2 separate regions of the Homo sapiens genome follow, and region 1 is linked to region 2. A link is an interaction called in ENCODE POLR2A ChIA-PET data of the cell type or tissue named here. Cell type or tissue: PC-9. All regions are shown on one strand. Links, peaks and the distances in the headings refer to the core of each region. The heading gives the core; the rest is flanking DNA.

What was found. Peaks named below come from ENCODE experiments on the same cell type or tissue, not always from the same donor. Only the 100,000 strongest peaks of a DNase experiment are listed, where the experiment ranks them.
Region 1: POLR2A ChIA-PET joins it to region 2 with 5 read pairs; 3 of 35 experiments call an interaction of 5 or more read pairs at or near these places.

The regions. Positions count from the first base shown.
Region 1 is chr15:99,605,508-99,623,075 of GRCh38, reverse strand. All of the region lies in intron 2 of MEF2A (myocyte enhancer factor 2A), which reads right to left. Among named protein-coding and RNA genes, the nearest start is that of MEF2A, 48 kb to the right of the region's middle. RefSeq lists an enhancer at 7,873-7,922. In PC-9, for the core only: no CTCF peak of the experiment used is centred there; DNase peaks (open chromatin) are centred at 8,015 and 8,595; H3K27ac peaks cover 898 bases.
Region 2 is chr15:99,332,887-99,336,886 of GRCh38, reverse strand. It overlaps LRRC28 (leucine rich repeat containing 28), which reads right to left. Exons shown (of 10, transcript NM_144598.5): 6 at 2,758-2,964. Among named protein-coding and RNA genes, the nearest start is that of LINC02244, 68 kb to the left of the region's middle. In PC-9, for the core only: no CTCF peak of the experiment used is centred there; no DNase peak of the experiment used is centred there.

The sequences.
Region 1 (17,568 bases), core at 6,187-10,186, 280 kb before region 2:
TTGCAGGGAGGGTCAAGAGGAGGGTGTCACTGTGTAATGAGTACAGAGTTTCAGTTTGAGAAGATGAAAACATCCGGGCCGGGCGTGGTGGCTCACGCCTGTAATCCCAACACTTTGGGAGGCCGAGGCGGGTGGATCATGAGGTCAGGAGATCGAGACCATCCTAACACGGTGAAACCCCGTCTCTACTAAAAATACAAAAAAAAATTAGCCGGGCATGGTGGCGGCGCCTGTAGTCCCAGCTACTAGGGAGGCTGAGGCAGGAGAATGGCATGAACCCGGGAGGCGGAGCTTGCAGTGAGCCAAGATCACGCCACTGCACTCCAGCCTGGGTGACAGAGCGAGACTCCATCTCAAAAAAGAAAAAAAAAAAGAAAAGAAAACATCCTAAAGAAGGATGGTGGTGATGGCTGTACAGCAATAATGTCTATTTATTTAATGCCACTAACCTATATACTTTAAAAGGGTTAAAGTGGTAAATTCTATGTTAAGTATGTTTTACAAATTTCAAACAATTTCAAAAAATTTATGTACAATTTCAAAATATTCAAATACTGAAAAAAATGCATATATCTTTCAAATAATTCCAGGAGTCAGATTTTATTAATTCAAGCTAACCACTAACTTTTTAAATCATGCAAGTACTGATTTTTCAATATGGTAAAGCTAAAGGAGTTTTACTCAAAATGGCAACATTTAAAATCTACCTTTAGAAAACAGATGGGCATTTCTCCCATAAACTAATGTTATCTTTTCCTAGGAGGGAAAAAAGAATCTCTCCAATTAAATCCCAAGTCCTATATCTGTTATTCAGGCAACAGGAATGCAGGAAAAAATTACTTTAAACTGAATACTCAGGTAACTGAAAAAAATGTGTCATGTTTTTAAAAAATCAGGAACCAGATTTTTAAAAACATTCCCAATATGGGCTCTACTGTCTTAATTTAAAAGATATCATAGAATCTAGCACTCATATTCAGACCAATTTAATACTAATACTGATTACAAATGTTCACAGTCTTTTAAACTCAATTTTGTTTACTGTTTTAAAGAAACTTGTTGCTTAAGTAAATAAATATTTTAAGAGCATGGACTTTAAACAGGGGGTAAACTTTACTTTTTAAACTGAGTCCTTATTAACACCAATCACTGAGTTCATCAGAACACCCCATTTTGATGACTCTGGCCAATCAACTACACATTAAAATTTTTTTTAAACTAGCAAATGATTTTTGGAATAAAAATGATTATGTACAATCAACAACTGAACTCCTTTAAGAAATAAACAGGCATCTCTATCAAAAGAAAATCTTTAAGGATCTATTACTTTTTTAAAAGAATGGAACTTAAGGATTTAATTTTGGACATACGAAACTTGAGATGGTCATGGACAAGTGAAAATGTCAAATAGGAAACTAGACATAAGACTCATACATCAGGGCTAAAAATAAGCATTGGGAGTCTTGGGCATATAGACAATAGTAAAGGGACAAAATGTAAAATGAAAACAGCAAACTCAGCCCCAAGGAACAGAAACACTTACTACTGTTGCAAATGAATGGCCCCCAAATCATCCTGTAGATATAAAGTTTTTAAACAATTTGGGCAACATTTAAAAATTTAGTATTTCAAAAAGAAATGAATTTCAGCTTCCCCTGAAAAATCCATTCTACTTTCAAGAATTTAGTCTAAGAAAAAAAAAATGAGAAAAATATACAAATAAGGATGTTCATCCCAACACAATCAAAAGAGTGAATATATGGCAGGGGAATAATATAGAAGCCTACAGAGGTGGCCTGTCCCTACAATACTGTAGCCATTAAAAAGGTGGAACACTGTACAATAAATGTTCACAATGTATTGTTGTGGGTAGGAAAAATGTAGTTCTAGTTTTGTTATTAAATATTCTGTAGATAGACATCGGTGAGGCTGGCCAGGCGCAGTGGCTCACGCCTGTAATCCCAGCGCTTTGGGAGGCCGAGGAGGGTAGATTACCTGAGGTCCAGAGTTCGAGACCAGCCTGGCCAACATGGTGAAACTCCATCTCTACTAAAAATATAAATATCAGCCAGGCATGGTGGCAGGCGCCTGTAATCCCAGCTACTCGGGAGGCTGAGGTACGAGAATCACTTGAACCTGGAGGCGGAGGTTGCAGTGAACCGAGATCACACCACTGCACTTCAGCCTGGGGGGTAGAGTGAGACTCAATGTCCCAAAAAAAAAAAAAAAAAAGATGTTTGTGAGGTTACAGAGCAAGGGGAATATTTACACATTGTTGCTGAGAATGTAAATTAGTTTAGCCACTGTGCACAGCAGTTTGGAGATTTCTCAAAGAACTTAAAACAGAACTACCATTTGACCCAGCAATTCCATTATTGGGTATATACCCAAAGGAAAATAAACTAATCTACCAAAAAGACACATGTACGTTTTATCATAACACTAGTCATGATAGCAAAGACACAGAATCAACCTAGATATCCAACAACAGTGGAATGGATAAAGAAAACGTGATGCATATACACCATGGAACACTACACAGTCATAAAAAGAACAAAATCATGTCCTTTGCAGCAACACGGAGGCAGCTGGAGGCCATCATTCTAAGCGAATTAACACAGGAACAGAAACCAAATCCCACTGTTCTCGTTTATCAGTGAGAGCTAAACATTGAGTGTATATAGACACAAAGTTGAGAACAACAAACACTGGAGACTACTAGAGGGAGGAGCGTAAGAGGTGGGTAAAGATTGAAAAACTATCACCTACTGTGCTTATTATTTGGGTGACATGAATATTCACACACAAAACCCCAGTGACACGCAATTTACTCATGTAACAAACATACACACATACCCCTGAACCAAAAATAAAAGTCAAAGAAAAAAATTCTGTAGATATTGTGTTCACAGATAAAAGACTAGCAGCATATACTCAAGTTATTTAAAATAATAACTTAAAGGCAATTTAAAAAATTATTTTCCTTTTTTCTAAAATACACACCACTGTCGTGGTACGAAAAAAAGTTACTACAAAACAAGAACTAATGGATGCTTTTAAGGTTAAGAAGAAAAACATCCTGAATGCCAGAAAACTTTAAACATTACTGAAATGTTGCTTCTACTTTACTATCTTGTGCAATTTCCAGTTACTCTTTCTTCACAACCTGACTGAGAAGGTTTACTGCAAGCCAAGTGAGAAAACCTACATCCCAGCCCCAAACCTGTCACTAAACTAGCTGTATAACCTTTGGCACCTGACAATTTCTAAGTAAAAGTGACTTTTTATAACAGGAAAATCCAATTATATGCATTATATGTACCACATGAGGCCAGAATAAAATACCACACATTTGCAAATATTTTGAAGAAAGGGGTCCAAAAGACAGTATTACTACAATACTAACACACACATTTTCAATCATGGTATAGAACACATTAACATTTATGATGTGAATATTTATGATCTGAAAACAAAATGAGTAATCAGTTGGCTGAATGGAGAAAGAAAGGTTTTCTAGGGCCCTGCTGCATAGTAACAACAGCAATACACTTCACACATAACTTTTTAAATTCTTACAACCTCTTTATAAGACAGGCATTATTATTATCCCCATTTTAAATCTGAAAAATAACTGAAGACTAGGCAGTAAATATCACCCCGCCAAGGTCGCAGATGCTAAATACTGGAGCCAAGACAACTCAGGTCTGTGGTATTCCAGAACAGCACTCCAACCGCTGTATTCTGCTGCCTTCATGAGGGGGTGAGAAGCTAAAGCCCTGCCTTGGTTTTCGGAGCAGCTAGTCTGAGGCGCAATGCAGCAGCCTTGCCCAGGGACTGTAGATCCAGGGCTCTCCCCAAGGTAAGGAGTCTGGCTGCTACTTGCCCAGCCCTACCACAGAAATCCTCATCTCACTGCTGCCAAAGGAGCGTTGACTATAAACCCTAGAGACATAAAGAAATCCACCACCGCTCTCACAGCCTGGTTCTTTCCCTCCTTCCCCCTTCCATCCTCAATAGCCATGCCAGAGGTGTTACAATCTTTCAAGCTTCAAGTGCTGCCACCTCCTATTTGCTCATACTTTGGAATGTAGATCTTCCTAGATCCAGTATACCTATCCTTTCACAATTTAAATTTCACACATGCCTTAAAACATAAAGCTTGTCTTTAGCAAGTATACTCATATTTGCAACCATTTAGAAAAACTGTTTTTATTTTACTTTTTAACTTACAACTTTAACTTTGCATTTTAAAAATAATTTCAAACTTAGTGAAAAGTTACAAGAACAGTATAGAGAATGCCTGCCTATTACCTAGATTCATCAATTTTTAACATTTTTCATTAACTTTCATTCTCTCTCTTCTCACTCTCATGGATATGTTTATGTGTATATGTACTACACATCTATATAAACATAGATAAATAAATGTATTATTCTGAACCGCTTGTGGGTAAGTTGCATATATCACGCCCTTTACACCTCAATATTTAAAGTCGAAATTTCCTAAGAAGAATATTCTCTAATATAAAGATAACCACTGCACAGTTATCAAATTCAATAAATATAACATTGCCGCAGTACTTTAAAGCGCAGGCCATAATTGCAATTTTGTAACTTATCCCAATAATGTTCTTTAGGGCATTTTTTACCCTCTTCAGTAACAGGATCAATTCAGGATTATATATCACATTTAGTTGTCAGTCTCTTTAGTCTCCTGTAATCTAGAGCAGTTTCTTGGCCTCTCTCTTTTGTGACACTGACATTTTCAAGAATATAAGCCAGTCATTATACAGAATATTCCTCAGTTTAGGATTGTTCCAGCCAAAATACTACACAAGTGATTCTCGATCCTTCTTAGGGTAACATAGCTCTAACATTCCATGGTTCTAATATCTATAAAGCACTTCTAAAAATGTAATATGTAATATTAATTGAAGATTATAATTTCTGCTAAGCAAAGATTAGTATGTTTTACAACTCAAGGGACATCACAGTAAGTGCAATGGATTTACTGACAGGATGCTTTATTGTCTGTGGGGCTTCTGACTACAGAGAGAAACACTGATTTTCTGTGCTTTTTTAAAGTTTGTTTCATTAAATGTTTACATGTAATTTACAAATAAACACTGTTAGGTATCTAGACAACAATTCATATTCCTTTGGGTTCAACTACGAGAATAAAAGATGAAACAGAAAATACACTAGAATCATTAGAAACAATTCAGAGCAAAGAAGCCTATGACTACTGCTTCTTCTCCCCCACAGGCATAAACACAGTTTATGTCAACCACACACTGCTTAGAGACTATGCTAATAGTTATGGGCAATTTAACAAAAAAAAATTTAGAATGAAAGAGTGGAAGAAAATGAAAATAACAAAGAAAAGATGAAAGAGTGACTGGAGTTAACCAACCCTGGAACCACCCTACTGTACTTCTCATTATATGAGATGGTAAAATCTTTCCTGTTTTGATTAGCCTCTGTTACTTGCAGCAGAAAGTATCCTGATACATACATGCTGATAATTTAAGAGCTGATTATAATCTGTTCCCAAAAGGACAAGGAGATTATACATCATTCAAAAATGTTTTAGGTAGGTCATTTTCATGTCAAATCATAAATATTCTTTCTCTGCTCTGTCATTTCATCTTATATTTTCTATTCTAGCCATAAAAACTGTACTAATAACATATCTAAAGTGTCAAGAAGACCAAAATCATCTAAGTCAAAATGCCAGATGATACAGAAAGCTAGAAATAGAAAGCAAAGATACCTTACAAATAAATACAGACCATACAAAAAAAAAAAAACCAAACACATATATGGCCTTAAAAATGAAACTTCTCATACAGTTCTGAAGTTGACTGTTTCTGATATCCTATAGGTAACTCAGTATGGCAGTCTTTATAAGAAATGATGATGTGTGAGTTAAGTCCTCAAAAACTGCTGAACAGCAGTGCTGGGTGACAGAAGACAGCATTCAAAGAAGAGCAAGCAATTCTCGTAAGATACACAGATCATAATCACATGAAAAAAGACAAATAAATGACTGTAACAAAGACAAGGCAGGAGACAGTGGAAGAGTAACTTGTTGATTTGGCTTCCTAAAATCAAAAGCACCTTATAAGACTGCTTCAAAAAGGCTCTCACATCCAGCCAACCAATCAAAATCCAATTATCTGTTTCAGACAGGTTCTGCTAGCCTCAGGAGATAGGCTTTTTCTTACTGTAATAACAAGCCCCATGGCCACAGCTCTCAATGGTGTACCCATCGACCGAAAGAAAACCAAATATAACATTACTTTACAGATATCCGGTACCCAAAAGATGTCCCTCATCATCAACTGTCAGTAAAAAAGTGGAAGGCACATGATGGGTGTATATATATATATATTTATTTTAGTATATACCTAAGACTAAATCTCTCTGCAAAGGGCTTACTGAAAACAGAGTATTCCAAAAACCAGATCCCAAAGGAGCTACACTGTTAATACTATGCTTAATTGCCTCTTATTAATTTTTAGTAGGCAGTAGAAAGTACTGGTAAGATGAGTCTTAACTCTGATGCTAAAAGAAGCCAATATTTAAGATGCATTATAATATGTTACCTCATTGACTTAATTTCCATTTGTCTTCTCAAAACTAAGGAAGAAACAGAAGAAATTTTAAAGGACAGAGTGATTACAGCAAGATCAAGATGCAGTCCTATACAAATGCTAACAATTAACTATTGACAAAAAAAACCCAGTCATCAATATTGTAATTTTGTCTAACCTATTCGCAGATATTATAAAATGGATACACATTTCCTAGAAAATATTTTCTCATTTTATCTTTTCTAAAATAATTTTAATAAAGTCTTTACTTTGTATACACGTAAAATACCTATTATTTATTTTTAAGTATCTCAATTTTCTCAGCTGTTTGTTCTCTAAATTCAATCTATAATTTTAAACATTGAGATCTAATTTTTTTTTAAGAACTAGTCTGACTGTGGCTTGATATATGGGAACCACTAAATCTAATTGTGTTCCCCAGCGAAATTTTCTTATTTTTAAGTCAACACAGTTTTTATTTTTAAGTAGTATAACACAGAAGAGTCCATTTTGAATCCAAGTTCCACTAAATAGCTATTAGTGATCTTGACCAAGTCACTTACTTGCTCAGCCACAGTTTCTTCATTTTTAAAATGAGGCAAAAACCATACTTCACAGGCCATGTGAATGTTGATGTAAATAAGAGACTGTATCAAATCACCTATAGTACAACGTGTAGTATACACAGGTCTTCCATAAAAGTTCACTAATAAATGGTCCCTCAGTCATTCTGTTTGGTTTGTCTGGTTGGTTCAAATTTCACAGAGAAGTGGCATACGGTAGTGGTTAACATGGTTAACAGGACAGGGTCTGCAGCATGCCCGCCTGCATTCAAACCTCAGCTCCACCTCTTACTACATGGGTTGCCTTGAGAAGTTACTCAATTTCTCTAAGCTTCAGATGCCAAATCTTTAAAATACTGGACTAATAATAAAGCTCATAAACTTGTAAAGATTAAGAGATAACACATATGAAGTATTTGGCCTAGTAATCTGCACATGTGCTCAATGTTGGCCATTATTATTACCGTTACTTAATATTAAAAACTGTAAAATAATGCAATACCCATTACTTAAGTGATAATCATTACTTAATATTAAAAACTGTAAAATAATGAGTATAAAAATACTCACAACACATGCACTCAAGTTGCTGTTAAGTCTGCATAAAAGACAAATACCAGAAACTCAGCTTATCAGCCTACTGCAAAGGCCTCAGCCAGAGCTACCTCACTAGCCTAACTGGCTATATCCAACCACATTCTCAACTACTCAACTTAAGATACCCTACAGGTATCTCAAAACCCAACATTTTCTTAAACCAAACACACCAAGCCTGTTCCTTTTCTGTACCAGCCACTGTTCACCTTTACCCTAAGCATTGCAACAGCCCCCTAACTGGTCTCAGCAGGCACTTTTATTTCCCTCCAGTGCAATTTCCTCATTTTCATTACAGCAACCTTTTAACGTGCCAATATAATCATGTCACTTATCACTGTTCTTAAAAGCCCAAGCCTTTAACATGGCCTGTAAGGCTCTGCCTTATCCTGTCACTCCTCTACTCATGGAACTCCTCATTCCATGCCACACTTCCTCTTGCCCAGCAAGCTTCTTGACACAAGCTGTTATGTACTTAGAAAGCTCCTAACTCCTTTCTGTTTCAGGGCTTTCATACATACTACCACCTTGCTCTCTCTCAGTAGCTCTTATCCCAAGCCCTTCTCCTTACTGACAGTCCTACCCATCCTTTGTGTCTCAGTATTACCATTATTTCCTCAAGGAAATGTTCCCTAACATCCAAACTATGTTAGGATTTCTAATGCACTTTCCTAACAGACTGTACTTCTCTCTTATGGCATTTACCTCAACTGTAATTACTTCCTTATACAATTAAATGTTTGATTTCTTTTCCCCCAACCAAACTGTAACCAAGGGAGAAGATCAAGTCTGTTGTATTTACTCCTATAACCTCAGCTGCTACCATAGTTGCTTAACAAATGAAAGCAAAAGTCAAAGTATGAGATTTCACAATCCCAGGCTATTGGACATTCTCTAAGAACCAATTTTTTGGAGTTATAAGTTATTGTTGGGCTTGGCGCGGTGACTCACGCCTGTGATCCCAGCACTTTGGGACGGTGAGGTGAGGGATCACTTGAGCTCAGAAGTTCAAGACCAGCCTGAGCAACATAGTGAGACCTCATCTCCAAAAAAAAAGAAGTTATTCTTCACTGAACTGCAGAAGGGAAGGTAACTTAATATTTATTAAATATCTTCTACATTTATCAGTAGCTGTGTTAGACCTTAATATATATTATCTCATGTAACAGTAACAATAACCCTGTGAGGTAGATGGCATCTGTTCCACTTTCTAAATGAAGCAACTGCGAGTAAAAACAATCAGTACTCACCCAAAGTCACACTAGGAGGCAGAGTTGAAATTTTGGCCCTAATATCATGTCTTTTTCCATAACAGTACATTATCACCACCGGAACTATTTAAATAGTGGTTAAAAATGCCACTGATGTGATAAAACCTTCAAGGAGCCATCTAACCCCAATTTCATGAGTTTATGGTACTTTTCAGTAGTAGAATATTAAAACAATTTCTACTAAGTTGTGTATGGCTGCACAAGGGAAACTAGAGCATGTGGAAGGACCACTACATGTCAATACGTTCCCCGTTAAAAGGCAATTTATCTGATGCTACCATGGGCTGTCAAAATACAAATGCCTTGAGCACTTATCAGCTAATTTAAGAGTTCTGACCTCCTCAAAGGTCTCCATTTCCCAATCCCTCCTGCTCTGCTATCAACGCTGATAACCTTTCCCTGCCTTCCAGGGATATACTGTAGTTGCAAGCATTTGCAAAGGAACTTGAGCTTCTTACTTCCCACTACTACTCCTGCTTCAAGGTACCTTTAAAAAAAGAGAAATAAATGACTCCTCTCAATCTCAATTATTAAAGACTTAGAGGAATCACAATTGCTAGATTACCCACAGGGATGGCCCTAGGAGGGGTGGGTGCGGGGACTGTTAAAGTGTGTATTGTTTAGATTGAGGTTCTCTCAGTTCCTACTGCCGTTTACTATTGTTGCATAAAACAATAATAACTAGATAGTTCAATAAATGGATCAATAAAACTCACTGATCTAATGCAGTGGTTCTCAATTTAAAAGAACACCGGATTCAACTGAGGAACTAAAACATATACTCTGCATGCACAAACTTGCCCTAGCCCCACAATAAAACCAGCAAATCATAATTGAGACTAATATCCAAGCAAGAGTACTTTTTAAAAGCTCCACAGATTACGATGATGTACGTCTTTAGTTCACAGCCTCTGTTTTATTATATTACAATATTACACTCTTTATTCAAACACTGATTGGCTATGTACAAGAGTGAAGTAGCAAAATCATACAAATGAATCAAGTCCTGATTGCATTATATCTACGCACTGCAATTTATACACACATTTATGGCCTTCATTTCCATAGAGAAATCTCTCTCTCCCGTTTCCTTGAATTACATGGCTTTCTTGGTCTTTTCCTTTTTTTTTTTTCACTTGCTAAAGAAGAATATGAGAAGAATTTTATATTCTTCACATTTCTGAAGGAAAAATAGTTTCAACACACCAAAGTAGGGAGAACATACATTCTGGTTTACCTGAGACAGGTGTAACTATTAAGTAAGACCCCTCACTGTCAAAAGTATCCAGGTTTGATAGCAGTTTATTAGAAGTACACCACTGTTTTCCTTTATTTATTTTTTAAAGACAGGGTTTCCACTCAGTTACCCAGATTGGAACGCAGTAGCACAATCATAGTTCAACCTCCTAGGCTCAAGGAACCCTCTCATCTCAGCTCCTCTCCTTTGCCCTGACTCTGCTAATTTTTAAAAAAAGTTTTTTGAAGAAATGGGGTCTCACTGTGTTGTTCAGGGTGGTGTCTTCAATTCTATATGATTTTTAAATTGAGTTTAAATATGGTATGTGAATGGTATTCATATACCGCAAAACTCACCTTTTAAAAGTGAATAATTCAGTGTTTTGTTTGTTTTTTTGAGACAGAGTCTCACTCTGTCATCCAGACTGGAGTGAGTGGTGTGATCTCGGCTTACTGCAAGCTCCGCCTCCCGGGTTCATGCCATTCTCCTGCCTCAGCCTCTCAAGTAGCTGGGTCTACAGACGCCCACCACCGCGCCCAGCTAATTTTTTTGTAGTTTTTAGTAGAAACAGGGTTTCACCCTGTTAGCCAGGATAGTCTCGATCTCCTGACCTCATGATCCACCCATCTCGGCCTCCCAAAGTGCTAGGATTACAGGTGTGAGCCACTGCCCCCGGCCCGGTGTTTTTCTAAAAATCGTATTCACAAAGCAGTGCAACTATTACCACTATCTAATTATAGAACATTTTTATCATCCCAAAAAGAAATTTGATACTCATTAGCAGGCATTCCCCACTCCTTCCTCTCCCTAGTCCCCAGCAAATACTCATCTACTTTCTGTCTCTATGGAATTTGCCTATTCTGGAAATATACAATTATACAATCTGTAGCTTTCTGTGTCTGGCTTCTCTCACTTAACATGATGTTTTCAAGGTTCATCTGGGTTATAACATTAATCAGTACTTCATCCTTTTTTGGCTGAATAATATTGTACTGTATGGATACACCACATTTCATTTACCCATTCATCAGGTGATAGACATCTGAGTTGATTCCACTTTGACTATTATAAATAATGCTGCTATGAATAACGGTGTACAAGTTTTTGTGCAGACATATACTTTCAATTCTACCAGATATATCGCTAGGAGCAGAACTGCTGGGTCATATGGTAACAACATTTAACTTTTGGAGGAACTGCCAGACTACTCTCTAAGGAGTCTGAAGCATTTCACATTACCACCAGCAAAGTATGAGGATACTAATTTCTCCACATTCTCTCCAACACTTATTTTCTGTCTTTTTTTATTATGCCATCATGGTGGGTGTGAAGTGGTATCTTGCTGTGGTTTTAATTCTGCATTTCCCTAACAACTATAACATTAAGCATCTTTTCATGTGCCTATTGGTCATTTATTTATCTTCTTCGGAGAAAATCCTTTTTGAAGTTGGGTTACTGTCTTTTCATTGTTGCGATGTAAGAGTTCATATATTCTGGATACTAACACTTACAAATATATGATCTGTAAATACCTTCTCCCACTCATCAAGTTTTGTTTTGTTTTGTTTTTGAGACAGAGTCTCGTTCTGTCATCCAGGCTGGAGTCCAGTGGCACATTCTCAGCTCACTGCAACCTCCACCTCCCAGGTTCAAGTGATGCTCCTGTCTCAGCCTCCTGAGTAGCTGGGATTACAAGTCCCTGCCATCACGCCTGGCTAATTTCTGTATTTTTAGTAGGGATGGGGTTTCACCATGTTGGCCAAGTTGGTCTCGAACTCCTGACCTCAAGTGATCCACCCACCTCGGCCTCCCGAAGTGCTGGGATTATAGGCATGAGCCAACGCACCCGGCCTCATTTCCTTGATAGTGTCCCTAGAAGCAAAATGTTTTTAATTTTGCTGAAGTCCAATTTACCTATTTCCTCTTTGGTTATTTCTACTTCTGATGTTATTTCTAAGAAACCATTGCCAAATTCAGGATCATGAAGACTTAGCCTATATAGTTTTAGCTCTTACATTAAGTACTTGATCCACTTTGAGCCAATTCTTGTATATAGTGTTAGAGGTCTGAACACCATTTGTTAAAAAGGCTATTTCCCTCCATTGAACTGTCTTGGCATCATTGTGAAAAAAAATAATAATTAAAAAAAATCAATTGGCCATAAATGCATGGGTTTATTTCTAGACTCTTAATTCTGTCCCATTGATCTGTTTATCCTTATGCCAGTAACATACTGTCTAGGTTACAGTAGCTTTGTAGTAAATTCTCAAATTCAAAAGTGGGAGGCCTCCAACTTTATCCTTTTTAAAGATTGTTTTGGCTATTCTAAGTATCTTCAATTTCCGTATGAGTTTTAGGATCAGTTTGTCAATTTCGGGGGGGGGTGGGGGGGGGGGGGGGCGGGGGAGACCAGCTGGACTTTGATAGGAATTGTGTTAAATATGTTGATTAATTTGGGATGACTATAATCTTAACAAGATTAAATCTGCCAATCAATAAAGATGGTACCGTCTTTGCATTTATTTAGGTCTTCTTTAATTTCTGTCAATGATACTTTGTAGTTTTCAGTGTACAGGTGCTCTGTGTCTTTTGTGAAATTTATTCCTAAGAACTGTATTATTTTGATAATACTATAAATATAATTTTCATAATTTCATTTTTGGATTGTTCACTGCCAGTGCTCTATACGATTCTTGATTTCAAATGCTTCCAGTAATATAAAAGATGGTTAATTTAAAATTTTTACTGTATTTAAATATGATACCCTGGGTCCTCTAAATAGTATCCACTAGAATGAAAAAAAATTGATCTAAGTAAGAAACCCAAGTGGCTGTCTACTTTGCTAAAAGATGGTGAAAAACCAGAATCAAGAAATGCCAATTAATTTTAATCCCAGTTTTAATATAAGACAAGGCAACTACATTCCACACACAAAAATGATGCCATATATTTTCTTATAAAATATATAAATAAAAACCCACTCATACTGTATACTCTCTTTGTCAAGCTTGAGGAGAATTATTCTATAATTTGTAACACAATGGCAGATTCTTTACCCTTATGGAATTATTTTCTAATTACTTTTAATATAAGATAATTTTTCTTTGTTCCCACTAAACTAAGATGTTTTAATTAATGTTTACAATTAAATCCAGGCAAAATTCAAATTCTAAATTAGCCTGAGACTATCATAAGCTATTATTTTATGGAAAATGACTAAGGTATTCCATTTGAGCCTCAATTGTACATGCTATATTATCATATGTTTTTAAAATACAACATTATGTCGTACAAACACAATCACAGCCATAAAGAAAGGATTCGATAACAAAAACATAAACTGTACTTTGAATATAAATCTCATAGACTTATGGTCATTACCTGAAAGTGCAGTTTGGCTTTATGTAACTTTCATAAAGGCAGAACATACCCTACAAATACTCACACTAATTTTATGAAGTTCTGAATTAAATTAGGTTATTATACATTTTTAGGTAAAATTCAAAAATACTAACATCTGATTCAAGAAATAAGATCAATAAACATACAAAAATACACACAGCATTGAGAAAAATAATCCCTTACTAACTAGAAGAGAGCAAGAAATCACTATGACCCAAAGCCATTATGAACAATGTCATGCCATGCACATGGGCCTGGGGCCAAGAGTGAGCAGGTGGGGTCTGAAAGCCAACTTGTCTTCCACTGTCTAGCACCTTAACTGTAGCAGAAGCCACTATTTACTTAAAATCAGAGGGGCCTTTTCCAACTTTGCAAAGACTAGCTGTGGTCTAGCTATGATACCTCTAAACTATCTACTTGTTAGAAAAGTTAAGACAACTGAAATACTGAATACTGGTACCTTTGCCTAAAATCAGAACAACAAAATAGCACCTTCTTTTTTTTTTTTGAGACGGAGTTTCACTCTTATTACCCAGGCTGGAGTCCAATGGCACGATCTCAACTCACTGCAACCTCCACATCTCGGGTTCAAGTGATTACCCTGCCTCAGCCTCCCATGTAGCTGGGATTACAGACGCCTGCCATCACGCCCAGCTAACTTTTTGTATTTTTAGTAGAGATGGGGTTTCACCATGTTGGCCAGGCTGGGTCTCAAACTCCTGACCTCAGGTGATCCACCCACCTCGGCCTCCCAAAATGCTGACATTACAGGCGTGAGCCACCACGCTCGCCCAAAGTATTACTTTTTATCATGTGTTTACTTCTTATGTTTTAGGTAAAATAGTCAATACACCAAAACAAAAACAGGATGGGAGGAGGGGAGAAATCATCTAAAAATCTAAAACATGGTTTGAAAGATGGCATCTTTCTATTTTAATTTGGATTTCTCTGATTAATAACAAGTTATATATTTTTGTATGCTTCCACACAGTGTTTTTAGATTAGAGACATTCAAAGCTGAATGTTGAAAAATAAAAGAAGCTTAAGGGTAAACTGTTTACAGCCTGTTACTATTAGTGAAATATGCAACATGTTTTATACAATGAATAGCAAATATAGTGCAAGTACCTTACATTCACAGTGAAATTAACTAAATTTGATTAAAGCTGTAAGTAATTTTTTTTTGTAATGTCAATAATCACTCCCTTCACTTAACTGCTGAAGTTCAAAGTTTTTTTAAGTTGGGCTTCCTTAAACAGGACATATGATTATTTTAAAACTACATAAACCATTAGTTGATCATGGTAAATCATCCAAACTACTAACTTCAAAATTTTTATCTGGATGACCAGTCTATAAAATATCAAATGTATCAATGAATTATAATTTGATTTTCGGTGATTCATGTCTTCTACTACCTCAATTCATTTCTACAAAGCACAGCAAGACTATGGCTCAAAACTCCTACAGGAAATTATAAGAACTGATGATATAATCACAGGGCACCTTGAACTCCTTAGAGATAAGCATAGTATTACGAAAATCATTAGAAAGGAGACTTTGTAAACTGCCCTGTTAAGAGGAGAGCCCCTCCATCCATGCTCTTTCATCCTCAGATTAATTACACCAACATAAAGAACAACGTCCTGTCTTCACATGGGACACAAAAGAGAAATAAAGGATACAGCAAGGCAAGGCATAGAAATGAAAATGAGATTCTAATCCTCTACCACCAACAACTCACTCTCATAATTAATGCTCCCTCATTTGTAAAATGCAGATACTTATGCCTATCTCAAATACTTCTCAGGATGTCATAACTACTGGGGGAAAAAATGTTTTACAAATAATTAAATCATACAAAAAGATGAATTATCATTACTAGAAATAATCTCGGTTCTCTACATCATGATTCAAATATCAAATATATTAAAACCTTTTAACCTCATATCATCTGAATCAAACCTGATAAATGTGCTCTAAGTCTAACCTTATCAATATTTATTCAGTCAAATATGATTTTGAGTATATATCAGAGATGTAAAAATACATAAAACAAAAATTCACAATTCAAGGACTGATTACAAACTCAAGTTACAATTCAGATCTAAGAGAATATGAGCACTCCTAAAATCACCCACTATTCAACAATCATTAAATCCCTCCTCCACCACACCTAGAAGTCAACAATTTTCCTGATTATTGTGGTAGCAACTCTCTTTTGTGGTTGTTGTTGCTGTTATTCATTTTCCGTTTCATGGCATAAGCACATATCCCTAATCATCATAGCTTATTTTACCTGTTTTATTTTTGCATGTTTTGTTTTTACTTTATATACGTGGAATCACACATAATGTGTGATTTCTGGCTTCATTTGAGAAACATCTTGTGATATTTATCCATAGCTATAGTTATTCCATTTTTACAGCTGTAAAGTACTCCACTGTATGAATGTATCATGAGTTTATTTATGTAGCCAACTATGATGAACATCATATTGAGTGTGAGGCTATTACAAACAGCTACCAACGTTCTTTAACACATCCCTCCACACACATGTACATGTATTACTCAAGTGTATACCCATGAAAAGAAATTAATGCATCACAGGGTATGTAAATGTCAAGATGTTTCTTAAAGTGGCTGAGTTCCCATAACCTAACATCCTCTCAAAAACTTGTACTATAAATCCCTTTTTAAAATTTCAGCCATTCTAGTGGGCATATGGTGGAGCCTAGTTTTTTTTAATTCGCATTTCCCAGATTATTAATAAGGTTAAGCACTTTTTTTTCCACGTTTCTTAAATATCTGAATTTCTTTTGTGAAGTATTTTTCATGTCTCTTGCCCATTTTTCTATTGGATTGTCTCTGTCACATTGATTTGTAGAAGCGCTTTGAATATTCTGATACATGTCTTTTGTCTGTTAAAGGTACTGCAGATATCTTCTCTACTCTGACTTGCCTCTCTTTTCTTAATGGTGACTTTGCAAGAACAAAATTTCTTAATTTTAAGGTAGTCAAAATTATCAATTTTTTAATACTTGCCGTTTTGATTTTTTTTTTAAGAAATATTTTCCTGGCCAAAGAGCATGAACCTGTTCATCTATATTAGCTTCCAAAAGTTTCAGTTTTGTCTTTCATGTTGAAATATACGAATCATTCTTAAACTGATGTTTGCATATGGTATGGAACATAAGTCATTTCTTTCCATACAGATTATCACTTGTTCCAGGACGATTTATTGACTAATTCTTTCCCTACTAAAGTGTGCGTTTTGTCATAAAGCAAGTGTCCGTGTACATGTGAACCCTTTTCCAGGCATTTAATTTCTTTTGTTTATCCTTGTGGCTTTATTTCATGAAATCAGTGACTGTAGATTTATATAAGTTTTTAATAGAGAAAGTTCTTCCACTCTGATCTTCTTTCAAGACTACTTTAGCTATTCTTGGGCCACAAAATTTCCTTTAAAATCCAACACAGGGCATGATCTCGGCTCACTGCAACCTCTGCCTCCCGGTCTCAAGTGATCCTCCTGCCTAAGCCTGCTGAGTGGCTGCGACTACAGGCATGCGTCACCATGCCTGGCTAATTTTGTATTTTTTGTAGAGACAGGGTTTTGCTGTGTTGCCCAAGCTGGTCTTGAACTCCTAGGCTCAGGTGATCCACCCACCTTTGGCCTCCCAAGGTGCTGGCATTACAGACACGAGCCACTGCACCCAGCCCCTTTTTTTTTTTTTTTAAATCTAAAATCTAAAAAGTACTGTAAAGCTCCTTGGGCCCTGAGCCAAGAATCCTACAAAAAAGCATACCAATTTACTTGTTCATGCTTTATGTATAAGGTCTACCTTTCAGGCATAAAGAAGAATGTAACGTCTGTAAATGTGTTGAACAAATCTAAGCTT
Region 2 (4,000 bases), core at 1-4,000:
ATATGTAATGGAATAACCAAGACAAGAGAAAAACAAGTTATTAGGAGCACACCTCCAAATTAAGGAACCAGGAGTTCTGCTGAAGTTGCAGGGGCCGGGCAATGGAAGAAGAGTTACTATCAGCACCAAGACAGACCTAGATAACAGGTCTCAGGCCTAGGCTTTTATAAGATTTCTGTTGATGCAGAAGCTACTGACACTAGGCCAGATGGAAACAAGTAATTGGGAGCACCTGGTTGGCGTACGGAGTGGGTAGGTGAGAGAAAGCGCTAGCCTCTAGCAGGTAATCTTGCTAAGTGAATAGAGAGAGAGATTGAATGAGGCCAACGAGAGTGTCAATAGGAGTATCTTGAGCCCAAAATGGCAGAGCCAAACTTTGACACTGGAAACGGCCACACAACAACTAAAAGATGCTCAATATGGTTCAGCCCTATTCCCAAATAAGGGCCCCCTGTAGAGAGACCATGTCTGAAATATGGAGACAGCATGTCAATGTGGCAAGAATGTAGGTTTAGAATCAGACAAGTCTGAAACTCAATTCTGTCTCTTACTAGCTGTGACTCTGGCAGGTAACTTAACTTCTGTGAGCCTCAATTTCCTTATCTATAAAATTAGGTTGCCAATAACTTTTATAATAATAGATTTTGTCATAAGGTTTTGTAATAACTAAATTAGTGAGCATATGTATAGCAATTAAACAGAGTACCTGGCCGAAGACTCGGTGCTCAATAAATGGTAGCTATTATTATTCTTACAAATAGTCATAGTAGTATACATAATACCATTATTGCACATGGAAACACTCCTTTTTACATATATTGTCTGTAATAACAACAACATTATGAATAGTAGTATAGGCGACCCCAGACTTAACAACCTAATCTGTTTCTGGTAACGTCTGAAAGTCAAGCCACAGTAAGTTAAAGGCTGCTTATAATGAAATTTGCAACTTTACTCTGAACTCTGGTGTTATGCCAGTAAGTTGCATTTCATGCCACACAAATCAAACCATCACATCCTTTATCTCCCTCCCTCCTTCTCTCCTTGCCTTCCCTCATGTATTGCCAGCACTGACTGCAACATCCTGGCAATCACTTGGAAGGGAGTTGGCACTGGTGTAGGTCACACTTCCATCTCCATTATGAAGTGGTAAATACAAGCTTAGGTACTTACCACAAGGAGAGGGGGTGAATGTGAGGGGGGTAAAAAAAAATTTTTAGAGACAGGGTATTGGTATGTTGCCCAGGCTGGAGTGCAGTGGCTATTCTCAGGCACAGTCATAGCTCACTGCATCCTTAAACTCCTGGGCTCAAGTGATCCTTCCACTTCAGCCTCCTGGGTAGCTGGGACTACAGGTATGCATCACCATGCCTGGCTCAAGAATAAAAATTTTTTAAGTCAGATATGGTAATCTACAAGTTGTATCTTCTCATTTGAGAATCATCTACATTTGTACAGTGCTTTATAATTCTTATACATAAACTATCATATTCAACTTCAAAATAACTATAAAGGAAGCAGGATAAATATGATCTCTGGCTCACAGAAAATAAAATTTATGAAGCTCAGAGAGGTTCTGGTGACTTACTCCAGGTCACACACTGTGAAATGGTGGAATCAGGCTATAAGCTGGAGCTCTAGATTTGTAATTTGGTGCTTGACCACCATAATCGGTCTATGACCTGTGGGGTTAGTGCAGCAGGTACATTTATTTTTTTAATTCTATTTATATTTGATATTTTTCTCACTTGAAAGAAGCTCTGATTTCTTAGAAATGTAGCCTGCTTCTGAAACGGCCTCATTTCATTTTGTTAATTTTATAAATACAAAATTTAATTATATTTATGGAAAAATAATCTCCTCAAATTTGATTATTACTTCCATTGATTTTAATGTATCCATTATTTTAAAGTTACCTTGAACATATTAAATTGAAAATAATATGTGCATTGTATTATCTTGGAAAATATTTCCTTTAGGGACTAGTAAATTATTCACTTTACTACCCTCAGAGATAAATTATAAAAATGCTTTTATGAGTAAAATCATATGATGCTTATTGTGACAGTTTAAGGTTCAAAGTGGCCTCATATTTTAATTTTTTTAAATGGCACTTTTGTTTCTTACAAGTTAACAAAATTATTCAGCTATCTATAAAATAAATGTACTGTTTTATTCAAGGCCTATGTACTATGACATATAATATGTCAAAATGGGTCAGCTACAGAACTCTACAGTGGATAATATATTATTTTTTAGCCAGGCTGACATTTCTAGCTCAGCAGGAAGTTCAGCCAATTTTAAGGTCTTTAAAGTTTTATAATCTGGTTATCTGGCAATATTAATTATTAGGATACCCAATACCAATTTTTCTAGGGAGAAGTCAACATCTAAGCCAATACTTAAGACCCGTAGCTAGCTATCTTTTCATATTGTTCAATACCTTACACACACACACACACACACACACACACACACACACACTCTTTAATTCCTTTCTCTGAGGAAATCATCTCATATATTTTATCCCTAAACACAGTTTTAGCACAGATTTCTTTTTTAAAGTATAAAATCCCTCACTGAAATAAATTCCATTTGTTAGCTAGGAATGACGCTTTGTTCACTGCAAAAACAAACTTAGAGAAGCAATCGTCAAGATAAACAGAAGGAAGGAAACTAACTAATTGGTTCTAGTCAAAGAAACAAAGGCTTTCCATCTTATTCTTTGGCTGCTTTACTTTAAACACAATCACTTACCAAGTGGCAAAAATGCAAGACGGTTTCCAGCCATGGAGAGCTCATTGAGGCTGGGCAGCTGGCAGAGATGGCGCGGCACATACCATAGACGATTTCGGTCCACAGTGAGGTACTGCAGAGAAAGGCACATGTGAAGCCTCTCGGGTAAAGTTAGCAAACGATTGGTAGAAATGTCTAGTGTCTGCAGCTCCTTCAAATCGCCAACCTCTACAACCAAAATCAAAATTAGGATAAATTGCATCCTTATGAACTGAAATAAACAAAATGAATCAATATTATAACAGTTTAACCAAATGAAATCAGTAGCTGCGACTATTCCCATAAACATGAATGCTGAAGTGCAGGATTTTTGGTGAAAATGCAAATAATCCAAGCTAGGTGAGTGTTTTTAAATTACCCTGCCAACATTTCTTAAATGGAGAAAAGGGCTGGGTAGCATGGAGAAAAAAAGAGACACAAAGTGGTGAGTCTGAACCAGAAGTCTGTCACTATGGCTTCTGCATCTTGATGAGTCAAGTTTGTTGCCAGGGTGAGAAAAGAACAATTACAGTCATTTCAAGGAACCTGGTTTTTGCCACTTGTGTGATTTTACCATCCATCTAAGAAGAAAATAGGAGATTTATGAATAATAGCAATGAAGTAAGTGCAACTTGTTCATATGAGCTAAACAGATTTCTGGAGTAGAAATTAGAATGTCTTTTGGAAATTTTCACCATGGTAAAGATTGTAACAATAAAATGAGATACAGTTAACTAACATTTTTAGATACCGTTTAGGCATGCGGCACCTTTTAAAAAACCCAAAGTATACATACCCTATAAAGACTTACTTTAATTCCCAAATTAAATACTTCCATTTACTCCAAAATTCCCTCATCATTGATGTCTACAGTTGTCATCTCTTCCATGGAGAGTACAATTAGGTCCTTTTCATACATCAAATCACTTAAGACTTGAGTGAAGATTAGGAAGTTCCTTACAAGGAACTTAGTCCTTCTCAGGGAAAATCACCATTTTAGGGGAAGGACATTTACTGTTTCCCAGGTCAGCACATTACACTGAAGACCTACAGTCAGCACTGTGCAGGACAAGCCTACTTTCACATCATGGAGACTGAGACGTTGAAGACCACTGTGATACTATCTCTTGCCTTCTCTCATCCTGTCCCTGTTCCCGAGTCATTCCTCCTAGGTTAAGGTTTCCCCTTCTCTCATCCTGTCCCTGTTCCCGAGTCATTCCTCCTA